Regions from separate parts of the Homo sapiens genome. Here all the other regions are linked to region 1. Evidence: chromatin contacts called from ENCODE Hi-C or POLR2A ChIA-PET data. All regions are on one chromosome and are shown on one strand. The core of a region is the stretch at or near the end of the contact, and the rest is flanking DNA. Distances in the headings are between cores, read along the strand shown.

Evidence for each region. A loop is a pair of places that touch in the nucleus more often than their neighbours do. ChIA-PET counts read pairs that join two places held with the same protein, here RNA polymerase II (POLR2A). Pooled maps may share reads with other maps.
Region 2: a loop to region 1 is called in a map with no recorded cell type, with 8 times the contacts of the local background. The contact joins the enhancer-like site here to the promoter of STAU1 in region 1. A Hi-C loop is called at or near these places in 1 of 37 single-sample maps with no recorded cell type and 2 of 50 pooled maps. POLR2A ChIA-PET finds 5 or more read pairs at or near these places in 3 of 52 experiments (GM12878, activated CD4-positive, alpha-beta T cell and activated naive CD4-positive, alpha-beta T cell).
Region 3: a loop to region 1 is called in a pooled map, with 3 times the contacts of the local background. The contact joins the enhancer-like site here to the promoter of STAU1 in region 1. A Hi-C loop is called at or near these places in 2 of 37 single-sample maps with no recorded cell type and 2 of 50 pooled maps.
Region 4: a pooled map shows a loop between it and region 1 (2.9-fold over the local background). The contact joins the enhancer-like site here to the promoter of STAU1 in region 1. A Hi-C loop is called at or near these places in 3 of 50 pooled maps. POLR2A ChIA-PET finds 5 or more read pairs at or near these places in 2 of 52 experiments (H1 and activated naive CD4-positive, alpha-beta T cell).

What each region holds. Positions count from the first base shown.
Region 1 is chr20:49,184,813-49,190,744 of GRCh38, reverse strand. It overlaps STAU1 (staufen double-stranded RNA binding protein 1), which reads left to right and starts at 2,411. Exons shown (of 14, transcript NM_017453.4): 1 at 2,411-2,629. RefSeq lists silencers at 2,138-2,807, 3,038-3,197 and an enhancer at 3,598-3,667.
Region 2 is chr20:49,665,639-49,671,570 of GRCh38, reverse strand. All of the region lies in intron 1 of B4GALT5 (beta-1,4-galactosyltransferase 5), which reads left to right. Among named protein-coding and RNA genes, the nearest start is that of B4GALT5, 45 kb to the left of the region's middle. Within about 2 kb of position 2,835, at least 10 of the 41 ENCODE cell types and tissues checked have a DNase peak (open chromatin) inside an H3K27ac peak, as active enhancers do; they include GM12878, where a contact is called at or near this core.
Region 3 is chr20:48,710,288-48,716,219 of GRCh38, reverse strand. The region is part of intron 5 of PREX1 (phosphatidylinositol-3,4,5-trisphosphate dependent Rac exchange factor 1); the gene reads left to right. Among named protein-coding and RNA genes, the nearest start is that of PREX1, 110 kb to the left of the region's middle. RefSeq lists enhancers at 1-141, 3,228-3,277, 3,318-3,427. Within about 2 kb of position 3,604, at least 4 of the 41 ENCODE cell types and tissues checked have a DNase peak (open chromatin) inside an H3K27ac peak, as active enhancers do.
Region 4 is chr20:48,842,885-48,848,816 of GRCh38, reverse strand. It overlaps a transcript of PREX1 not described here. Among named protein-coding and RNA genes, the nearest start is that of PREX1, 18 kb to the right of the region's middle. RefSeq lists an enhancer at 1,824-2,103. Within about 2 kb of position 2,241, at least 5 of the 41 ENCODE cell types and tissues checked have a DNase peak (open chromatin) inside an H3K27ac peak, as active enhancers do.

The DNA.
Region 1 (5,932 bases), core at 1,162-3,661:
CAAGGTAAAGAAAAATGATTCCTTAATTACTTAGCAAGACTCAAGAGGTCTTCAGGACCTTGGAAGAGAACTTGACTGATAGTTTCTAGGTACAAACAGAAGAAAACAAATCTAGGTGACCTACTCCTGGTCAGGTATGGTGGCCCACACCTGGAATAATCCCCCCAGTACTTTGGAAGATTGAGGCAAGAGGATTGCTTGAGCCTAGAATTTGAGACCAGCCTGGTCAACTTAGTAACTTAGTAAGACCCTGGGCAACTTAGTAAAACCCTGTCTCTATAAAAAATTAAAAAATTAGCTGGGAGTGGTGGCACATGCCTGTGGTCCCAGCTACTCAGGAGGCTGAGGTAGGAGGATTTCTTGAGCTCAGGAGGTTGAGGCTGCAGTTAGCTGTGCTCATGCCACTGCACTCTAGTTAGGTGACAGAGCGAGACCCTGTCTCAAGAAAAAAACAAAAAAGATGCGGAAGGAGGAAAGAGGGAAGAAAATTGAGACTGGAAGTCATAGACCCACCACTTTTGTCCCTATGGGTGATAGCAAAATCACCTTTGACGAGATTGTCTGATTGTGCGCAGCTTTGGGTTTAGGGAGACCTCTCTGCATCTGCTCCTTTACCCAAGGAGGTATGGGATCCACACTGCTTGGAAGTTAGAAAGAAAAGATCACTTTTAGCAGAGGGCTGGACAATATCTGAATGTTGCTTACTACTGTCTTGGATGGGCACTAAAGGGACGGTGAAAGTCCTTTGACTATTTTTGGTGTTCTGAAATTCAGTGTCATTGCACTTCACAAGAAGCAATGTAAGGAGGCAAGTGTCCTCCCAGGCTTCGCTAAGGCTCCAAAGCCTTGTTTGGAGGGGCCTCTTCAGACACAGCAGCTCGTATTTTGAATTTATATTCCGTTGGCAAGAGAGATTGAGCAATTATTAGATTGAGAGACATTTAAGAAAGAGAGAATTATTTTTAAATAGTGGGGCGGCAGTCCCAGAGTGAGCGGGAGAGAGAAGCTCTGTGCACCTGCAGTTCCTTCATTCATTCTCAGTTTCTTGGACCTCTCACAACGCGAGCATAATTTTCGCTGAGTGTGCAGAAGTTCAAGATTCTTTTTTTTTTTTTTTTTTTTTTTGAGACAGAGTCTCACTCTGTTGCCCAGGTTGGAGTGCAATGGCGTGATCTCGGCTCACTGCAACCTCCGTCTCCCGGGTTCAAGAGATTCTCCTGCCTCAGCCTCCCAAGTAGCTGTGATTACAGGCGCCCACCACTGCATCCGGCTAGTAGAGACGGGGTTTCACCATGTTAGTCAGGCTGGTCTCGAACTCCTGACCTCAGGTGATCCGCCCACCTCGGCCTCCCAAAGTGCCGGGATTACAGGCGTGAGCCACTGCGCCTGGCCAAGATTCTTTACTGGCCACCCTCTCTCCAACCTCCCATACAATACAGCTGCTAAAAACCACTTAGTTTATCTAGGTCTGGGTGAAATAAATAGTAATCTGGCACTTCTCGTCTTTTTTTTTTTTTTTTTTTTTTTTTTTTTTTTTTTTTTTGAGACCAGTGTCTCTTTGTCGCCAAGGCTGGAGTGCAGCGGCGCGATCTCAGCTCACTGCAATCTCCGCCTCCCGGGTTCAAGCGATTCTCCTGCCTCAGCCTCCCGAGTAGCTGTTTACCTACAGGCGCCCGCCACCACGCCCGGCTAATTTTTTGTATTTTCAGTAGAGACGGGGGTTTCACCGTGGTAGCCAGGATGGTCTCGATCTCTTGACCTAGTGATCCGCCCGCCTCGGCCTCCCAAAGTGCCGGGATTAGAGGCCTGAGCCAACGCGCCCGGGCCATTGTCTTTTATCTCACTACACATTTTTCAATTTTATTTATTGTGTATTTTACTTACACAAGAATGTAAGCTCCACGAGGGCAGGGATTTTTGTCAGTTCACCACTACATTCTTAGCTCTTGGAGCAATGCCTTGCATATGGCAAGCATTTAATGAACATTTACAGATGGAGGAAGAAACAACTGCAGGAAGGAGAGAAAGGAAGGCCAGAGGCAGGACAAGAGGAAGAAGCGACAGCAAGGAAGGAAAAAGGAAGTGGAGGAGGAAAGAAGGTAGGCTGGGTTCTCCCAGACCCGCTTCGAGTCCAGCAGGCAGCGCGAAACTCCCACCAGAACTACAACTCCCGGCAGGCCCCGGGACTCAGGACGGGCCGCTGCGGTCCAGGCGGGACAGGGCGCTCCTCCCGCTGGGCCCCCGGCGTGCCTTGCGAGCGCAGGCTCCGCCGCAGTGCCAGCCGGAACTTGTGGTTCGGACCGTGGGTGGGGGTGGGGCCGGGGCCGGGCCTGGAGGCGGGCGGGGGCCGGGGGCGGGCGCCTGCCCCTCCCCCGTCACTTCCTGCCGGGCTGCGGGCGCCTGAGCGGCTCTTCAGCGTTTGCGCCGGCGGCTGCCGCGTCTCTCTCGGCTCCCGCTTCCTTTGACCGCCTCCCCCCCCCGGCCCGGCGGCGCCCGCCTCCTCCACGGCCACTCCGCCTCTTCCCTCCCTTCGTCCCTTCTTCCTCTCCCTTTTTTCCTTCTTCCTTCCCCTCCTCGCCGCCACCGCCCAGGACCGCCGGCCGGGGGACGAGCTCGGAGCAGCAGCCAGGTGAGGCGGCCGGGCCGGGCCGGGCCTGGTGGGGCCCTCGCGGGCGCCGCCGCGGTGGGGAGGTGGGCGGCGGGTGGGGCCTAGGCCTCGGCGGGCCCGCGCACCCCTCCGCCTTCTCCCGGGCCTCTCTCTAGCCCGCGGGGCCTTCCCGGAGGAGGCGGGTCCTCTTGCGTTCCCTCGCCTCGGGGCGCCCTGAGGCCTGGCCCCGGGCGCCCCCATCCCCTCCAGCCCTCACCGGTGCCACAAACAGGTGCTGCGGCCGCCTTTCCTCGTCCCGCATGGCGCGCGCGGGGATGCCGAAGTTATTCCCGGGGCTGGGGCGCAGGCGGGGGGGGGGGGGGGTCCCTGCTTCAGGTCCCCGAGGGCTGGAGCCTCTCAGTGTCGCCGGCCCAGGTCTGTAGCTTAGTGGTTAAGAGCACGGCCCAGGTGTCCAAAACGGGTGCCGAACCCGGCTCTGCCCCGTTAGGCAAGACACTTAAAAAGTCTTTGTGTCTTGGTTGGAAAAGGGGCTGCTAATACCGTCCCTGCCTCTTAAGGTTCAGTGAAATGGGGCGTGTAAAGCGCTTATCAGAGTGCCAGACCCACAGCGTGTCCCAGTAAACCGTCTGCATAATTTATTAGCGTGATATGAAGGTATAATTTAATGGGCAGAGTGGATAGAAGTTGACCTACCTATCCGTTTGGGTTTCTTAGAGGCTGCAGTGTTCCGCGTGCCCATGTCCAGAGCCAGGGCATTGTTTTCAGTTGTTAACATCTGAAAGGGGCGTACGCTTAATTGGGACACTGTAGTTGACAGTCTGTAAACGATGGATGCTGTTTCTTTCCATCTCCGCTTAGGCAACTGCAGGATATTCACCATCTCCCGCAGGATGAGCAACCTGTCCATTTCTCCCCGCCCCGCCATCATCCAGCTTCTTCTTGTCATTCCATTTCTGGGAAAGTTGCTGGCAGAAGCTTCCCTTGAGTTGAGCAAACCTATCTAGAGCACTTGCTGTGTGTTGGGCTCTGAAGGGGGGTGTACGGAGATGGAAAAATTTGTCTGTCTTGTCTTGCTCTACACCTCGATAAGTTTTTTTTCACGGAAGCTTTGCTTATATTCACCCCTCCCTGTTGGCTGACTTTCCTTTTAAGCCCTTGCCCCGCCTCCGTGTTGCAGTATTGCTTGTGTGGAAGTTTTCTTCTGTTCCGCGAAGATACGTGCTTCAGTCTGTTCTGCCACTGTTCTTCGGCTGTGTGGAAGTTTTTAAGGTCACACTTCTCTTCTGCTTGTAGCTTTCATTGTTAAGAGCGTGGTGGAGTTAAATCAGGTTCCCGGTTGATTTTGGCGTTTCAGGAATCCGTGCTTACCAAGTGTAAATTGCATTGCTACTTGTTGAGGTAAAAACTAAAAATACAGTTGGAGTGTAGAGGGAGCAGTTTCGGTTATCCTGGTGACAGGTGGGATTTTTAGAACAGCAACTTTACTAAAACATACTGGGTTTTTAAAAATTCTGTACTTAGTTTTATAGGTGTACTCTAAGGAAATGCAACTTATGGGTGTTCAATTTTATATGAGTAAGGAGTGTGTGTTTACCTGAGTGATCCTCCTGTATCTTAGGATTGTTTTAGGCATTAAATTTCCTTAGTGAACTGAAACTATTTTGATTTATACCCATCTCTTAACACACATGCGGCAAAGTGGCCTCCTTGTTTTTGACATTTTCCTAGAATTTTCTGACAGTCTTACCATTGTTTGTAATTTAAAATGTTTGTTTGAATTTTTTTTTTTTTTTGAGACAGTCTCACGCTGTCGCCCAGGCTGGAGTGCAGTGGCGCGATTTCGGCTCATTTCAACCTCTGCCACCCTGGTTCAAAAGATTCTCCCGTCTCAGCCTCCCGAGTAGCTGGGATTACAGACGCCCGCCACCGCGCCGTGTTAATTTTTGTAGTTTTCGTAGAGACGGGGTTTTGCCATGTTGGCCAGACTGGTCTCGAACTCCTAACCTCGTGATCCACCCTCCTAGGCCTCCATAAGCAGGTTAGGCGCGGTGGCTCACGCCTGTAATCCCAGAACTTTTGGGAGGCCGAGGCGGGTGGATCACGAGGTCAGGAGATGGAGACTATCTCTTGAGCCTGGTGTGGTGGCGGGCGCCTGCAGTCCCAGCTACTCCCGAGGCTGAGACAGGAGAATCGCTTGAACCCGGGAGGTGGAGGTTGCCTGGGCGACAGAGAGAGACTCTCTCCAAAAAAACAAAACAAAAAAAACACATAAGCAAACAACTATACAAGCAGTATAAAGCATGTCTAATACTGCCATATCACAATGGCATATTTCAATAGGGAAATGGTATTTTAAATACCATTTTTTAAAAACCTTTTATTCTGGAAAACATGCGAAACTCGAATAGTATGGAGAACCCCATGTGTTAGTCACTCACTTAGCTTTGACAATTATTAACTCATAGCCAAGGTCGGTTTTGTTTCATGTTGTATCCCCCCACACAAACTAGATTATTTTGAAACAAATCTTAAACATTGTGTCACAACATTAGCGATTTTGACTTTTACCAGATTGCCCCAGATTAAGGTCACAAAATTTACTTTTAGTAGAATAATAGTTCTCATTTTTGTTTGTTGGGCTTCCCTTCTCTGTTTATACATGATTTCTGTACAGCAGAAAAGAAGAAGAAAATTAACTCTTGATCCAATGCCTTCAGCTCCTCAAAATCAAAATACAACCTTGCTGCTTTATTGTGTACAAAAGCAAAAATTCTTGAGCTATTAATGACTATAATTGAAAAGCGAACAAATACAGATTTCCCCAGTCCTGTTTTGGCAGAGACCTGCCTTTTAACCCACTTTAATAGAGATAACTTTGTGTCAAAGTTAAACTACAGTTAATAATTCATAATGAAAACTTAAAATGTTTCTTTACAGTAGTTGTGTAAAGATACTGCTGTTACCTTAGGTTAAGAATTAAGCAAAAGATAATCTTCTAACATAGAATTGTTTTCCAAAGTGCCCCCGTCTGCCCTATTTCCAAATAACAAATTTAGCAAATATGAATGAAACCTTAATTTTTGTGAATAGTATGAAATCACAGCATAAGTGTTCACGTTTTTCTTTCTTGTGTCTAAAGGATCTCTCTTACAATGGAAGTTGACAGGAATATTATAAATATTATAAATGTCTTTGTTGCATAACTTTCAAATTTCTGGTCGTGAATAGTTTTCAGCTTTTAGGTCTGTTATTTGAGTTTTGTAGGTGTACTTTGAGCTTGATCAGGTACAGTGGAAATGTTACATGTTATGTTTTAGTTATGAC
Region 2 (5,932 bases), core at 1,586-4,085, 480 kb before region 1:
ATAAGTGATTTCTAAAACTGTTCTAGGCTTATATTTTCCTTTGTGTCTTTAACACAAATGTGATATACTGTATGTAGTATATATACAATGTATATACCGTCTTGAATCAATAGCTTCATCTCTGCTTTTATTACTGCTCCTAGCGTAAATTATTTAGCACAAATGCAGACATAATCTCAGAAAATTATTATTTTTTGAGACAGAGTCTCACTCTGTCACTCAGGCTGGAGTGTAGTGGCATGATTTCAACTCACCACAACCTCTGCTTCCCAAGTTCAAGTGATCCACCTCAGCCTCCTGAGTAGCTGGGGTTACAGGCATGCACCACCACACCCGGTTAATTTTTGTATTTTTTGTAGAGATGGGGTTTCGCCATGTTGACCAGGCTGATCTTGAACTCCTGACCTCAGGTGATCCGCCCACCTTGGCCTCCCAAAGTGCTGGGATTATAGGCATGAGCCACCGTGCCTGGCCTGCACGGTATGATTTTTAAATAGTGAGTACTTCTAAAACAATAATCATTATTTCAGTGATAGCTGAGTTAGTCATGGTCTGATTTTGCCATAATTTTTTTTCCAGACCCTTTTGGTGCATAGATAGGTTGGAGTTTTGCTTTTATAAGTAGCACTGAGATAAACAGTATTGAACACATTTGTTATTTATCCAATTATTTCTTTAGGATGAATACCTGAAAGTAGGAACTACTGGGTTAGAGTATGAACATTTCACTTTGATCTGTATTGCCAACCTCTCTAGAGGTTATATCAATTTGTTTCCATCAACAAGGTGTGGGATACCTGTTCCACCAAAGCCTCTGAATGTTGGTGAGGCTTTGGTAGAACAGGTATCAGTCTTTTGACTCATTTAGACAAGCAGTTTGTAGTGTCAACTTAAAATTTTACGTTACATGTTTGCAAAGGGTTAGAAGAAACTTAGTTGTAGGCAGATAGCAGTTCAGTGTTGAAGAAATTCAACTTTTTGCTATAGAATTGCATTCTTTTAAACCCTCACTCAGTCAGACACCATGATGCATGCCTGTAGTCCCAGCTGCTTGGGAGCTAAGGCATGAAGATCTCTTGAGCTCAGGAATTTGAGACCAGCCTGGGCAACATAGTAAGACCCTGTCTCAAAAAAATAAATCATTACTGTTGTAAAGAACATTGGTAAAACAGAAGGAAAAAAGGTCATCTCACATCACTGTTACTCCCTAACAGCAAAGCAGGTTGGTAAATTTGCCTCAAGTCTGTTTTAGCCTGATACATGTTCTTATTCCTTAGCAATAGTTGTCAAGATATAGCAGAACTTTTTTCATGTTGTTAAAAATGTGATAGTCTATGCTAAATATTATACATAAGGTGTATGGTGATAAGGTTGCATAGTTTTCACTTTTAAAGATGTGTAAGATTCCGTCAAGTTTTGTGTCACAGTTTATGTGCTGTTGTTTTAGTAAGTGAAAGCAAGTTTATTAGAGAAGAAAAGAAACTGGCTACTCCACAGGCAGAGCAGCACTGAGAGCTGCTGGTTGTTGATTTTGAGTTGTTTCCCAAGATTTTGCTTTTAGAAATAATGTAAGTAAAAACTTTGTGCATAGAATAGCCTCATATTTAGGATACTTTGCTAGCTCAGAAGGTATGAGCATTTTTATGGCTATTGTTGAATTTGCAAATAGTTTTCCCAAAGGGTTTATACCAGTCTGCACGAACACCAGCACAGTTGGTGAAGTATCAGTTTCACTATGACCTTTTCTGGCTTATAGCCTTTTTTTTTGTGGTTGCAGAAAAACCAGTATACTTCTACCTTAAAAAAGCAAGGCAACTCCTCCGGCTATCACAGCATCTGTGTGCCAAGCTATAATTCTTTTTTTTTTTTTTTTTGAGGTGGAGTTTCGCTCTTGTTGCCCAGGCTGGAGTGCAATGGCGCGATCTTAGCTCACTGCAACATCCGCCTCCCAGGTTCAAGTGATTCTCCTTTCTCAGCCTCCCGAGTAACTGGGATTACAGGCATGCACCACCATGCTCGGCTGATTTTGTATTTTTAGTAGAGACGGTGTTTCTCCATGTTGGTCAGGTTGGTTGCGAACTCCTGACCTCAGGTGATCCACCTGCCTCAGCCTCCCAAAGTGCTGGGATTACAGGTGTGAGCAACCACGCCCAGCCTATGTAATTCTTTAATAAATAGCTAAATGCCTACTATTTATCAGAAGTTGATGAAGAAAAGAATAAGACTGTCTGTACTCTTAAGGAGCTTACAGTCTATTGGAAGAGAGAGACATGCTCAAATTTGTAGAGGTCATGGATAGAAGTTGGTGTATCAGTTGAGAAAGAGCCCAAAGATAGGTGTAGGCAGTTCTAATCTTGGGGGTGGGATGATACCAGGAAAAGCTAGGAAAGGGACATTAAAGCTTAGTATTGGCTGGGCATGATGGCTCTCACATGTAATCCCAGCAGTTTGGGAGGCTGAGGCAGGAGGATTGCTTGAGCCCAGGAGTTTGAGACCAGCCTGGGCAACAAAGTGAGATTCTACCTCTACAAAAATAAAAAAATTCACCAGATGTGGTGGTGTACGCCTGTGGTCCCAGCTACACAGGAGGCTGAGGCAGGAGGATTGCTTGAGCCAAGGAAGTTGAGGTTGCAGTGAGCTGTGTTTGTGCCACTGCAATCCAGCCTGGGTGACAGGACGAGACACTGTCTAAAAAAAAAGCTTAGTATGAGCGGGTGTCACAAAAGCACGTTCATACAGAGGAGGTGTCAGTGGGGGTGGGAGGCTGGAACCACAAGGCAATTCAGGGACAGGGATTGGTCGGTGGAGTGGGGGCGGTGACGGACAGAGATTAGGACGAGGGGGTGCGGAGGTGAGGGGAGCAGAGCCTTTGTTCTGGTTTCAGTTCCACAGAGGAGTGTGGCAGTGCTGGTCTTGTGCCTCTAGCACATTCCCATCAGCAACATCCGTCATACCCTGACGCCCCCCCCACCCCCACCCATTCTCCGCAGGGTTGTTTTGATAAGTGTACGTGTTCAGTTTCAATGGAACCAGCAAGGTAATTTACAGTTTTCTCCCACCCAAGCTTATACTGAGGTTATGTGGCTGTGCATGTGGATATTGGTACTTCTGAGGGTTGATAACTGGTCATGCTATTAAGAATTTTGGGGGAAGCAAAGCTGAAGCTTAGATCAGTAAAGTACTTACCATAGGCTACCCAGCCATCTAGTATCTGTTTAGACAGCATTTTCATGTCTAATCTTATGTACAGTTTAATAATTTAACAGATGGTAGACTAATAGGTCAGTGGAAATGTTTATAGGGTACTTCATAGCTGTTAATTTTTACCACTTGGATTTTTTTAATAGCTAGGAATAGTAATTAGGGTGAAAAATGAAACCTACGAATGACTTTGTGATTTTTCTGCCTCAAATGAGAAGGATTAGGAAAGCAAAAGTTTCCTCAAATCAATTTTTCCCCCAAAATATTTTTTTGTATTATTTACTTTGTTAATGTGTGTATGTGTCCCCCCTCCTCCCAGTTCTCTTTAAACACTTTTTGTATGAAAATTGTCACACGGTTGCTCCAAAATATTTAAATAGATAAGACAATGGGTGTAAATTTTGCTGCCAAAAATTCCTTGTATCTTAAAAAAGCTGTATTTTCTCTCTTAAATGTATGTTAATGTATGTAATGCATAGTATGAGTATCCAGCATTTTAAGCAGATTTAAAATGGAAAAATTCATGATTCACATTAGAGCTTCAAACTTATAAAATTTGGGGGATGCATTATAGCGTGAGTATTGGCACCCACTCCTGAAGTGGAATATTGGAAGCCTGAAATATATGACATGTTGACAGTAAAGATCCAGGTAATATTGGCCATGCGGGGTGGCTCACACCTATAATCCCAGCACTTTGGGAGGCCAAAGTGTGAGGACTGCTTGAGCCAGGGAGGTTAAGACTGCAGTGAGCCATGATCGTGCCACTGCACTCCAGCCTGAGTGACAGAGCAAGATCCTGTCAAAAACAACAACAGGCCGGGCGCGGTGGCTCACACCTGTAATCCCAGCACTTTGGGAGGCCAAGGCGGGTGGATCACAAGGTCAGGAGATCGAGACCATCCTGGCTGACACAGTGAAACCCCGTCTCTACTAAAAATACAAAAAAAATTAGCCGGGCGAGGTGGCAGGCACCTGTAGTCCCAGCTACTCGGGAGGCTGAGGCAGGAGAATGGCGTGAACCCCTGGGGGGCGCAGCCTGCAGTGAGCTGAGATCGCGCCACTGCACTCCAGCCTGGGTGACAGCGAGAGTCCGTCTCAAAAAAAACAACAACAACACAAGCCAAAAAAAAAAAAACACTTCAAAAAGATCCAAGTAAAAGGAATCAAACAAAGTGTGGGCAGCATAGTAGCTGTGGATTCAGGGGATTGAGCATCTGAGAGGCAGTAGAGCATGTTTGTTAAAAATCTGGACTCTGGAGACAAAGCCTGCTGTGAAATCTTGGCTCCACATGGTCAGATTGCGTATTCAGACCTGAGTTTTTTTCATCTCTAAATTGATGGTAACAACCTGCCTCTCAGTTATTGTGAGGATGAAATGAGATAAAACACAGGCATTTGGAAAGGTGCTGGCACATAAGGACTCAATAAATGCATTATTAGTTGTATAGGAATCCATCTCTTTATAAGCAGAATAAGCAGATTCTTTCTTTACCTGTTGTGCAGAGCAGTGAACACTGATCATCTGCTTGTTTGGGGGTAAGGTTGAATTATTTTTCAGGTTGTGCTTTTTCCACAAAATATTGGTCTAAAAAGATAATGCAGGTTTTGCAGATACTCTAGCATGGCAGAAATCAAACTTCAACATTCCTTTGGCACATTTTGTTTTTCCTTAATTTTTATTGTGTCTTATCTGTGTATTTTGTATATGGGGGAAGGAGAGAGCACTAGCAAGCATGAGCGTGAGAGGGAGCCTCCTGTTCTATTTATTCATTTTCTGCTTCTCTTCTCTTTAGATTCTCTTCCCTTTTCCCTGTTCTTTATGCCAAAAGCATGGACATGCTAAAGAGGTAGAACCTGTGATCCATAGATTGGCTCCAGTGTTTTTCTGGAATTTATTTGACTCTGTTATAAATCCCACATTTTATAGTGGGATGATGATGTGAGTAAATTCAGAGAAAGAAAACCCAGTCTAACAGACCCCCCTGAGCACCAAGCAGCACCTTTGCTGAGTGTCATTCTTTCTGGCTCTGGTCAGTTGTGTCTAGCTTTATATCTTGACATTTTCCCTCCACTCTACATGCCATGGAGATGTGGTGTTCCTCTGCATTGCTCCATGTAGAAAGTACAGTCTTTGCTAAGATTCAGGCTCCCAACTTTTATTAATCACCTGGGGGATTCTACACACAGAATCTTATTTAGTTCATCTAAGAATTTAGATGTGGATACTAAAAAGTTCAGTCCTTAATCTGGAGCCAGGAATTTTGAGTAGGGTAAATTTACTTGTTCCGATTGATACCTACTCATTGGCCCACTGGAAATCCAATCCTGGACCGTTTCTGCAATGTCGTGGCTTTCAGAATCAAGTTCAGACCCCAAGTATAGTGCGTGAAGCCCTTTCGCTCTTGCTCCCCCCATTTTTCTAGCCTCCCGTCTCATGTTCTTGCCATATGCAACCTTCGCTCCAGCCATATGAAACTTCTTTGATTCCTCAGATGTATTTCCCCCTGGATGGCTCTTTGTTTTCATTTATGCTGCTCCCTCTCCTGCTTCAGTGCTCTTCTTTCAGGACCATACTCTAGAATTACCTCTTCTGAGAGTATTTTCCTGGCCCCTGCTCCCAATATGATCTAGTAGCCACTCTCCTGTACCCCTGAACAAACGTGACTATTCTTCCATTGCAAGGTGATGGCAGGGACTGTGTCTTACTTGTATCTCTTTATCTTTAGAG
Region 3 (5,932 bases), core at 2,355-4,854, 480 kb after region 1:
CACTCGCGAAACCACACAGGACTCGAGGGGCGGATGCTGGGGAAGGCCATCAGCCTGGCTCCTGGAGGGGCTAATGCTGCTGGTTCACAGGGTAGCCCTGGCACACCCCTCTCTTCCCTGCACTCAGTTTTTCTAAAGGATCCCCAGGACCTGCCCTACTTAGACACTTTGTGTTCTAAGAGTCTGATTTGGAGGTGTTCATTTCCAGCTATTACTATTTCTAGAGGGGCCTGTAGATGTGGTTGGCATCTGCCAAGTCCCACTTTCTGTCTCTGTGGCCTTGGGCAAGAGGGTTTTAACCTCTCTGTGCCTCAGTTTCCTTATATATAGAGTGGGATGATAATAGTACCCACCTCACTGGGATGATTCGAGGATGAAATGACTTAATACACTTAAATTTCGAGCAGTGCTTGGTGCACAGTAAGTACTTAGTAGATGCTAGCTATTAGGACTATTACCACGACTTCTATTTTCACTATTATTCCTACTATGCAGAAATCATAAGAAATAGCCACTATTACCACAGACATAATGACGATGATGATAAATATTGTGTCCTTATTGGGTACCAAGACTTTTACATTCATCACCCCATTGGATCCTTACATTAGCCTTAGGGGGTGAGTCTTAGCCTCCTTCACAGATGCACACACTTGGCTTTAGAGAGGTGAGGCCACTTGTGCAAGGCCCCACAGCTGAGATGTGGTGGAGGCGAAGTAGAGACCATGCCTCCCTTTTCCCAGCACCCATTCTCTTGACCACAGAGCTCTCCAGTTTCATCATCTGATAATGGGTTTGAGCTAGAATAAGGCATTAGTGGGCCTGAATCTATCATTGATACTTCTATTGATGGGGAACTTACTACCTTACAAGGTAGCCCTCTCTCTTGCGAGAAAGCTCCAAGTGGTGTAAGAATGGATTAATTCATTCAAACAGTGGTCTCTTGCACTGGTCCCATTGGACTCCTTGAGGTCTTACAGATTCACCGGGCCTCTTAGTCATGTAGTTCTCCCAAGACGCTTAGCAAGCAAGCAAGCAAGCACCTCTTGGGTTCCTTCCAGAAATACTCTTCTCTGGGCCAAACCCTGGAAGTTCATGTATCTGTTCCACTTTGGATATGGATTCCAGGGTTTTCAGTACCATAGTATGTCTCCTTTGAATGTGACTCTATTCTGATTTATTAGTACAGTCTGTTCAGTTCTGAATTGGGCAGGAGCCTTCTCACCTCCCTCCTTTCGCATGTTAGACCTTTGTTAGTATCGCTCAAGCTCTCGTTGGCTTTGAAGATACCCACATTTTATGCCTGTCTGAGACCAGCTGGGACACCTTCGAGTTTCCATATCTGTGCACTCCCTCTGAGACTGTGAAGCAGTAGGAACTTTTTCAAATAAGAGATGGAAAAACTAGCCCAAGCTGACTTACACAACATATATATGTAAAAAATAAATAGGCTCACATAACTGACAAGCCATGGATAGATGGCTTCAGGTATGGCTGGATCATGGTGTCTCAAGGGAATTGCCCAACTGCTTTCCTAAGCTGCTGCAGCATTTTATATTTTTACCAGCAATGTAGGAGGGCTCTATTTTTTTCATATCTCCACCAACAGTTGTTATTCATGTTTTGGATTATAGCTATTCCAGTAGATGTGAAGTGGTATCTCATTTTGGTTTTGTTTTGCATTTTCCCACATGATGTTGAACATCTTTTCATCTGCTTATTGGACATTTGTGTATCTTCTTTGGAGAAATGTCTGTTCAAGTCCTATGCCTGTTTTTTACTTGTATTATTTATCTTTTTGTTGTTAAGTTGTAAGGGTTCTTTACATATTCTGGGTACAAGTTCCTCATCAGATGTGTAATTGATACTATTTTCCTCATTAGGCAGATTGTCTTTTCCCTTCCTTTTAAATTTTATTTATTTTTTGGCTTTCACGTTGGGGTAGTGTCATTTGAAGCACAGAAGTTTTAAATTGTGGTGAAATTCACGTTATCTATTTTTTTTAAGTTGCTTGTGCATTTGGTCATATCTAAGAGCACTTCGCCTAACTTAAGGTCACAAGGGGTTTACTCCTGTGTTTTCTCTGACAGTTTTATAGTTTTAGTTCTTACATTTAGGTCTGTGATCCATTTTGAGTCCATTTTTGTGTGTGGCATGAGGAAGGGGCCAGCCTCATTTTGTTGCACATGGATATTCAGTTGCATCATTTGTTGAAAAGACAGTTCTTTTGTCCATTTAATTGCCTTGGCATCCTTGTGGAAAATTAACTGACCATAAATGTAAGGATTTATTTCTGGACTCTCAATTTTTTTTGATATGCATTGATTTTTACTTTTGATTTTCTTTTTTTTTTTTTTTTTTTATAGTTCTGGGATACATGTGCAGAATGTGCAGCTTTGTTACATATGTCTACATGTGCCATGGTGGTTTGCTGCACCTATCAACCTATCTCTCTCTCTCTTTTTTTTTTTTAAAAGAGATAATAGAGACAGGTTCGTTCTGTCACTCAGGCTGGAGTGCAGTGGCCCGATTATAACTCACTGTAACCTGGAGCTCCTGGGCCCAAGTGATCCTCCCACCTCAGCCTTCCAAAAGCTGGAACTACAGGTGCACATCACTGTGTCTGGCTAAGTTTTTAAAATTTTTTGGTAAAGATGGTGTCCTTCTGTGTTGCCCAGGCTGGTCTTGAACTGCTGGCCACCGCCTACAATTCTTTTCCATTGATCTCTAGGCCTATCTTTATACAGTACTATGTTGCCTCTTTTTTTATGATGGAGTCTCACTCTGTTGCCCAGGCTGGAGTGCAGGGGCTTAATCTTGGCTCACTGCAACCTCTGCCTCCCGGGTTCAAGCGATTCTCCTGCCTCAGCCTCCCAAGTAGCTGAGATTACAGGTGTGCACCACCATGCCTGGCTAATTTTTATATTTTTAGTAGAGATGGGGTTTTGCCATGTTGGCTAGGCTGGTCTTGAAGTCCTTACCTCAGGTGATCCGCCCGCCTTGGCTTCCCAAAGTGCTGGGATCACAGGCGTGAGCCACCATGCCTGGCTTGTGTTATTTCTTCTTTTTTCTTTTTTTTAAGATGGAGTCTTGCTCTGTCACCCAGGCTGGAGTGCAGTGGCGCAATCTTGGCTCACCGCAACCTTTGGCTCACTGCAACCTCCGCCTCCCAGGTTCAACTGATTCTCCTCCCTCAGCCTCCCAAGTAGCTGGGACTACAGGCACGTGCCGCCACGCCCGGCTAATTTTTGTATTTTTAATAGAGACGGGGTTTCACCATGCTGGCCAGGCTGGTCTCGAACTCCTGACCTCGTGATCTGCCTGCCTGGGCCTCCCAAAGTGTTGAGATTACAGGCGTGAGCCACTGTGGCCGTTACTTCTTGAGATCTTGAGGAGTGTGCCGGGAGAGGAAACAGCAAGTCCAAAGGCCTGGAGGCAGGAATGGGCCCTCATTTTTTGGAGCTCCACAGAGTGGAGCCAACATGCCCCGTGAACCAAGACACCAAAGCTAACACTTCCCCTGCGGTTTTGGTCCAGCTATGGGCCTGGCCAGGTCTTGCTTGGTTTCAATTCCCTACCCCTACCACTGACCTAGAGCAAGAATAGAGATAGAGGCGGACAGATAGAAAAGGGAAGCAGCCTTTTTTTCACTTTTACTAACTACTGGGTGTTGGCAGCCCCACAGGGAACCACTGGAGGAGGGTCACTGAGATTCCAACTTCCAGGGTTTGGGAGGAGCAGATATGGTGGCAGTGCCCATCAGAGGGGTGCCATGGACCCATCAGGTTTTAGCTTCAAGAATAAAAGTGGTGAGAGCTTCCTATTTGTTGGGGGAGGTGGGAAGAGGCCCAGGGCCTCAGGCTGGAGAATCACAGAATAGTGATTCAGAAATGTGAGCTCTGGAGCTGGACCGTGTAGCCGCTTAGCTGTCCGTGCCCTTGGGTAGGGGACCTTGCCTCTGTGTGAGCCTCAACTTTCTCATCTGTCAAGTGGGGATAGTAAAAGCACCTGCCTGCTAGGGCCATTGGGAGGCAAAGTAATTTCACTGATGGCCAAGCTTAACAGAGCCAGCAGAAGGAAGAACACAGTTTCATGGTGAATTTATCCCAAGTGCCACAACACGGTGGGGTCTTTTGTAATAGGATATGTTTTAGCTGCAGTGACATAGCTCTGAAACAAGAGTGGCTTAAACAACGTCTAAGCTTATTTCTGTCAAGGCAGTCCAGGGCAGCATGGTGGCTCCATGCTGACAGCACCAAGTTCTGCCAACCCTGAGGTGTGCCCCTCACCACCAGGGTTTCAGGTGCTCGCACCATGCCCACATTCCAGCCAAGGAAGAGGGAAAGGAGAAGGGAAACTGCACCCGGCACTTCTGCTCGCGCCCCATCCATGAGAACCTTGTGTCCAGGCAGACTGGGCGTGTGGCCTTTATTCCAGGTGCCCTCATGCTCAGCTAAGAATCAGTTCTGTTGCTTTTAACAAAGGGCCAGCAAACTTTTCCATTAAAGGATCAGATAGTAAATAGTTTAGGCCTTGGGGTCCATACAATCTGTCATTGTAGTGTAAAAGCAACCACTGACAATATATCAGTGAAATGAGGATACTTGGTTCCGACAAAACTTTTTTTTACAAAAACGGGTGATGGGTTGGACTCAGTCCTTGGACTGTCATTTGACCCCTGCTTTGGATGAAAGGGATGATGGGTAGAACCTGGGGCGGGGGTCTCACTAACTGGCAGCCTCTGTCCCTGCCCACCGGGAGCTGACTGGCCACATTCACTCCCTGGCCTCGGCTGGCCTCACAAAGGTCCAGATGCCAAAAACCACTTCAGGGAACCTGGGACTGGGGTAGCTTTGCAGGATCGAATGGAATTACTGAATATGGTCATAAGATCACGGTCTTATATTGTAACTTTGTGGACATGCCTACAAGCAGGCTGATGGCTTAGGGGAGTGTCTGCCGTCATCTGTGTACAACAGAGAGCCCAACATGGGGCCAGGTACACTGGAGCCTGGCTGAGTGGATACATGCATGCATGGAGTGAATGAGGCACAGAGCTTCTGTGCCACCCTCTGCTCTTGCCTGGACTTTGGCAGTAGCCATAACTGGTCTTCCCACTTTATATTCACTGCACATTCCATCCCGTGCATCCTCCTGTCAGCAGCCAGGGAGGTCCTTTAAAGGGTGAGAAGGTGGTGTCAGGCCTCTGCTCATACCCCCATCACCTCCCCATGGCTCTTGGGAGGAAACCCAAACACCCCACTGCGGCCTCATGTGATCTGGCCTTGGCATGCTTGTCTGAATCTGTGGTCCATCCCTCTCGCTCACTTGCTCTGCTGCAGCTCCGCTGGCCTCCCTGCTGCTTCTCGCTGCCTCAGGGCCTTTGCACGTGCTCTTCTCCTTCCTGGAGTGCTGTTCCTGCAGACGCAGTGTGGCCCGTGGCCTCACCTCATTCAAGCTTCGCTCGCAAGCCTGTCTTTCCAGAGAGACCTTCTCAGACCACGGCACTTCCCTCACTCATTGTCCCTTTAATTCTATAAATTATATATTTATTTGAGAGGAAAGTATTTGTACTTAACTGTCTGAAAAGTCGTAAATAGCACGGGGATTTAGAGCACAAACTCTGGAGTCAGACTGGGTGGGCTCAGATGTGCTGTGTGACCTTGGACAAACGGTCTGACCTCTCTGTGCCTCAGGTCTTGCATCTGCCAATCGAGAAGAATAATGGTGCCTACCTGATAGAGAGTTGACATGAGGATCAAATGAGCTTGACAGGAGCTTGAGGGCTTGCTGAGTATTAGCTGTTGTTACTGTTGGTAGTAGTAATAGTCATTACCTTGTTGACCGGTCTACTCTTGACCATGAGCTCCCAGAGGACCATCTTGTTCTTTGCCCAGCCTCCACAGCTCAGGCTCACACCAGTTGCTCAGCC
Region 4 (5,932 bases), core at 992-3,491, 340 kb after region 1:
TGCAGTGAGCCGAGATCCCGCCACTGAACTCCAGCCTGAGCGACAGAGCGAGACTCCAACCACCCCCCCTAAAAATGTTATATATCTATACATATAAATGTACAAGAAAAGGTCTGCAAACGTCTGCGAAGCAGCATCCCAAACTGCTGATGGTAGTTATTCTGGGGGGACTGGTGGGTGCCAGGTGGTTATCCAAAGGTATTTTAGCCTTGCAGGAGACTATACTCATGTATTACTTGTGTAATTAATAAGTAATAATAGGCCGGGTGTGGTGGCTCACATCTGTAATCCTAGCACTTTGGGAGGATGAGGCGGGCAGATTGCTTGAGACCAGGAGTTCAAGACCAGTCTGGGCAACATGGCAAAATGCTCTGTCTACAAAAAAAATATAAAAATTAGCTGGGTGTGGTAGTGTGTACCTGTGGTCTCAGCTACTCGGGAGGCTGAGGTGGGAGGATCAATTGAGCCTGAAAGGTTGAGGGTGCAGTGAGCCACAATTGTGCCACTGGACTCCAGACTGGATAACAGAACGAGAGCTTGTCTCAAAAAGAAACAAAAAAAAAAAAAAGAAAAAATGTAATGATATCGAGAAATTGGAACCCTCATATAGTGCTGGTGGAAATATAAAATGGTACAACCACTTTGGAAAACTGTTGACAATTTCTCATAAAAGTTAATCATATGACTCAGTTATCCCACTCCTAAGTATTTGCTCAGGAAAAATGAAAACCTACATCCATGCACAGACTTGGCCAATATTTATAAGTGGCTCTTTCATAATAGCCCCAAAGTGGAGACAACCCAAAAGATTCTTGCAGGATGAACACACTGTGATTTATCCACACAATGGGACACTACTCAACAATGAAAAAGAACAAGCTACTGATACGTGGAGAAATCTAAAAACATTGTTTATGTTGAGTGAAAGAAACCAGACACAAAAAAGCACATAGCACATGATTCCAATTACATGGCAGGCAAAACTAATTTATAGAAATCAGAAGGATGGGGGCTGACTGGAAGGGGACCCGGGGGAAATTTCTGGGGTGAGGGGAATGTTCTAGATCTCGATTGGAAGGGTGTACACACGGGTGTAGACATTTGTCAAAATGCATTGAGTCATATATTCCAGACATGTGCATTTCACTGCAAGTAAATTTCACCTTAGTAATAATATGAAAAAACACCACCAAAGCCTGGAAAGGAATACTCTGACAAGTTAAGAGTGTTTTATCTCTATATGGTGGAAATAGAGGCAATTTTCATTTTCTTCTATATGCTGCTCTGGGTTTTCCAAGGTTTCCGTGATGCACACACATTCCTTTACAGAGCAGAAAAGAGTTTCAAAAACAACACGGCCTATACATTATAGATAAAGCATATGTGTCTCTTTTGTGTGTCTTTTATTTATTAGTCATTTGGGGAGGGTTTGTTTTTTTTTTTTTTTTTTTTATAAGAGAAGGAAGAGGGAGGGCAGGGCAAAGAAAGGAATCCTCTCAGTTTTTTCAGAGCACTCTCAAAGGCCCCCTCCTCCATGAAGTATTCCTTGATCTCTCCCCCAAATCTCTGCCTCTGCATAACTCATCTTAACTCCACTCTGACCCAGAAGGACAGGGTGCTTTCCTATTCTCTGAGAGCCTAGAGCACAGAGCTTTGCACAAGGTGTCTTGTTGGTCTGGGATCCTAGCACTGTCTTTTTAAGAAAGCCCCAAAGCAGGCCCCGGGTGTGGGTAGGCCCCTTGCTGGTCATATTTTCCACCCACCGCTGAACCTATCCCAGGCTGATGAGGAACTGAGAGGGTGACCTCCTAGCCCCTGGAGGGTAGGAACACATACTTAGGGGACTCCCAGAGGCTTTGTAGAAACTCCTGCCTCCCCTTGAAAGGTCAAGCAGCCATCTCTGGCCTGTCCTCTCCTACTTTTGGGTTTTCTTCGCCTAGAGTGAGGCACGTGGGTGGGTGGGGGCTGCAGCCGGCTGTAGACGGGAGTGTCCAGCAGGCACATGTTGCTTCTCTCCTGGCCCTCTGGTCCCCGAGGGAGCTCTGTTAACACTCCCAGGCACCCCATCCATGGGGCTGGGAGACTGTTTGCTGGGGCCACCTTTGGCTGGGGAGCAACTGGGCCACTGGCATTGTTTCTGTCTCCAGCAACACAATAGAAGTTTTGCTGGGGTCCAGGGAGCGTCTACAAAGTGCTCTCCTTTGACCGCCAGGAGCGGCTGCCTGGCTTTTAATCTCTGGTGTGGAGTGGGCAGGGCAAGACCAAGGTGGAGACTGTTGTACTGTAGGAGGGTCGGGCTGTTTTCAAGGGGAGTGGTTGTGTGAGATGAACGAGGTGCCAGACAGCAGGATGGTGGGGGAGGAGACAGCGAGGACATCCCCATCTATTAATATAAGGTGGGCTGGGAGACCACCAAGCCAGAAGTCAAGTTCAAAAACCTGCTGGAGAAAGGAGTGAGAATGGACAGAGGATAAGACCACCTGCAAGTTCTTTCCTCTCCGCCGTGAAATTATATGCGGGATCCTCCCTTGCACTTCTCCCCTGGGCCAATCCAAGCCCCACTGCCTGCAGCCCCCTTTCTGGACATGCACCACAGCCTGTAGCTAGTCTCCTTGTTTCCTCTAGGCCAGGCTTTGATTTATTGGCTATGTGACCGTAGGCAAGTTTCTGTAATTCTCTGTGCCTCAGTTTCTTCATCAATAAAATGGGAATGATTATGGTGCTGACCTCATGGGGTCGGTGGGAGGACTTAATGAGTTAATATATACGGAATGTGCTTAGAACAATGCCTGGCACACAGTATCTACTATCAAAGTGTTAGCTGTGATCATTTTTATTATTATGGGCCATCGTCCATGCAATAGCCTGTGAGACCATTTAAAAACCTGAGTCACATCATGTTACATCCTTGTTTAAATTCCTCCCCTGGCTGCCCACTGCACTTAGCATAAAATCCACACATCACTTTTGAGGCCCTGCTGGATCTGCCTGTCTCCACATTACCACCTCACTGGCCTCCTCGCGGCTTCTGGAAAGCTCAAATTTGGTCCAGCCTTGGGGCCTTTGCACTTGCTATTTCCTCTGCCTAGAAAGCTCTTTTTTTTTTTTTTTTTTGGAAACAAGGTCTTGCTTTGTCACCCAGGCTGGAGTGTAGTGGCACAGTCACGGCTCATTACAACCTCAGCCTCCTGGGCTCAAGTGATCCTTCCACCTCAGCCTCCAGAGTAGCTGGGACTAAAGGCATGGACCATCACACCTGGCTAATTTTTTTGTATGTTGTAGAGACACTTTTCGTCATGTTGCCCAGGCTGGTCACAAACTCCTGGCCCCAAGCAATCTTCCTGCCTTGGCCTCCCAAAGTGCTGAGATTACAGCGTGAGCCACTGCGCCCAGCCTAGAAAACTCTTCTCATGCTTTGCAGAGTTGGTTTTGGCTGTGCATTTAGATCTCAGCTTATTTATTACCTGCCTATGGAAGCCTCCCCTGATCACCTTATCTAGGTGTGTGCCTCCCTGTATTTTTCTATGAGAACATCCTGTTTATTTCTTAGCTGCTGTCAGTTATGGGTTAATTGTTTAATATCTCCCTCTAACCGGAAATATAAGCTTCACGAGGGATGGAACTTTGTCTTAGTCACTGTGTTATCCCCTACATCTTGCATAATGCCCAGTGCATAGAGGAGCTTAGTAAATGAGAGTTCGTTACATGAATGAATAAAGGAATGGAAAAAAGACTTGAGGATCACTCATGAGAGAAATCACATAGATGGCGATGCCATTTATCTAGTGAATAAAAGTCTTTTGGGGAATGTGGCAGATAATTGATTCAAGTTGGGACACATTTTTAAAGTGCTTGTAGGACTGCTTGGGAAGATGTCCATTAAACATCCCACGTAGGTCTGGAGTGATGTGAGAAAGAAGGTTATAGCTGGAGTCATGTTTCTGGAAGTTTTACCATACAAGCAGTATATCCATCAAGATGACTTTTGCTATAAGTAAATGAAGACTGAACCCAATGTGTTTTATGCAATGTGTCCTGAGATAGGACAGTCCCAGGGTTGGGTAATTCGGCTCAAGAGCAGCATTGAGGATCCAGGTTCCTTGCATCTTTCCATCTACCATGATGGCACGGTCTCCGTTCGTGGGTCCAAGTTGGCTGCCATAGCCCCTAGACATCGTGCTGTCACAACAACATCCACAAGCCACAAGAGCAGAACAAGTCACTTTCCTTTCCTGTATCTTGTTTTGAGAGGGAAGAAGACCTTCCCTGAAGCCTCCAGCAGATTTCCATCAAGTCTTATTGGTTAGAAATGAGTCACATGCCTCTTCATGATTGGCTGAATTTCATTAAGATCTGCCTGCTGGGGGTGAGGAGGGTTCATTCTCTCCAGAAGCATATGGTGGCCAAACTTGGGGTTTCAATAGGGAGAAGGGGAAAATGTTGCTGGTTTGCAACCAATGGTGTCTTCAATGGGTGTAGAAGATAGAGTCTGAGCACATATCTGCTGCCAGAGAAGGCCAGTAGAACATGGCCGTGCAAGGGAATGGGGGGTACAGGGTATCCCAAATATTTCCTGCAAAAAGCATGTTTTAAGAAGGAGAGAAATATCACTGTGCTGAGTGCTACTGAATAATTGAATATGATAAGGATGGAGACACAGCTACTAGATTTTTTTTTGAGACAGGGTCTTGCTGTGTTGCCCAGGCTGGAGTGCAGTGGTGCAATCACAGTTCACTGCAGCCTCGACCTCCCAGACTCAAGTGAGGTTTCTACCTCAGCCTCTCAAGTAGCTGGGACTAGTGTTGCATGCCACCATGCCTGGCTAACTTTTTTTAAATTAATTTTTTAGATAATATGTTGCCCAGGCTGGTCTTGAACTCCTGGCCTCAAGCAATCTTCCTGCCTTGGCCTCCCAAAGTGCTGGGATTACAGGTATGAGCCACCATGCCAGGTCACAGCTACTAGATTTGGACTTGGCAGTCCAAATTTTTGACCTTGATGAAGGCAGTTTCAGTGAAATTATGGATTTTTCTGAAATCCACATCTGCATCCCCACTCTTGCTGTCCAAACTCCATGCCTCACCATTGCTTGTCCGGATTCTTAGAACAGCTTTCTCACTGATCCCTCAGCCTGGAGAAGACAGGTATATTGCAAAGGACTTTCCATGCCACGCTGAGCAAACTATAATTACTTTAGTCAGCAGTAGGGAGCCAGTGAAGGTGCTTGAGCACAGGGATAAGTAACTTGATCATGTTTGCCCTTTATAGCATTAACCTGGCAGAGTGTTCAGGAGGGAATGTAGACTGGTGAGTCTGGAGGAGCCTCCCTCAATTCTTTGTTATTGCCTAGCCAGCATTTATTTCTCTTCTTGTAGTACTGGGGCTCCAGTTAACCTTGTGGGGACCATTCCTCCCTTCCTTTCTAGTAGAAAATACATGACTCAGGCCTGGCCATTCAGAGTCATAGTGATTGAACACATGACCCAATCCTGACCAATCAGAGACAGCCTTCTGAGTTACACTCTTGGGAAAGAAGCAATCTTTGAGCACCTGGATCCAGCCATGCCCGAAGTTAGACAGGCTTAGATGACCCAATATATTCCGTATTTTCCCTGAACTGGTTTGAGTTGGATTTCTGTCACTTGCATCTTTAGGATCATTGAGTAATACGGAAACTAAGCAATTTGAGGAATTAGAATTCTAGACACAGATAATACGAGAGTCAAGGTTGACCTTGGAGTCTCTTCCTGGGAGGATGGTGAGGCATCTTAAGATTAGGCAAGTATGGGAAACAATCCATTAATTCATTTATTCAAAAAATGTTTGTTGATTATCTAAATGGTGCCAGGCTCTGTGCTAGCCCCGACCATACAGCAATGAGCAAAATAGATGAAAAACCCTTGTTTATATTGAGCATATATTATGATTAGTG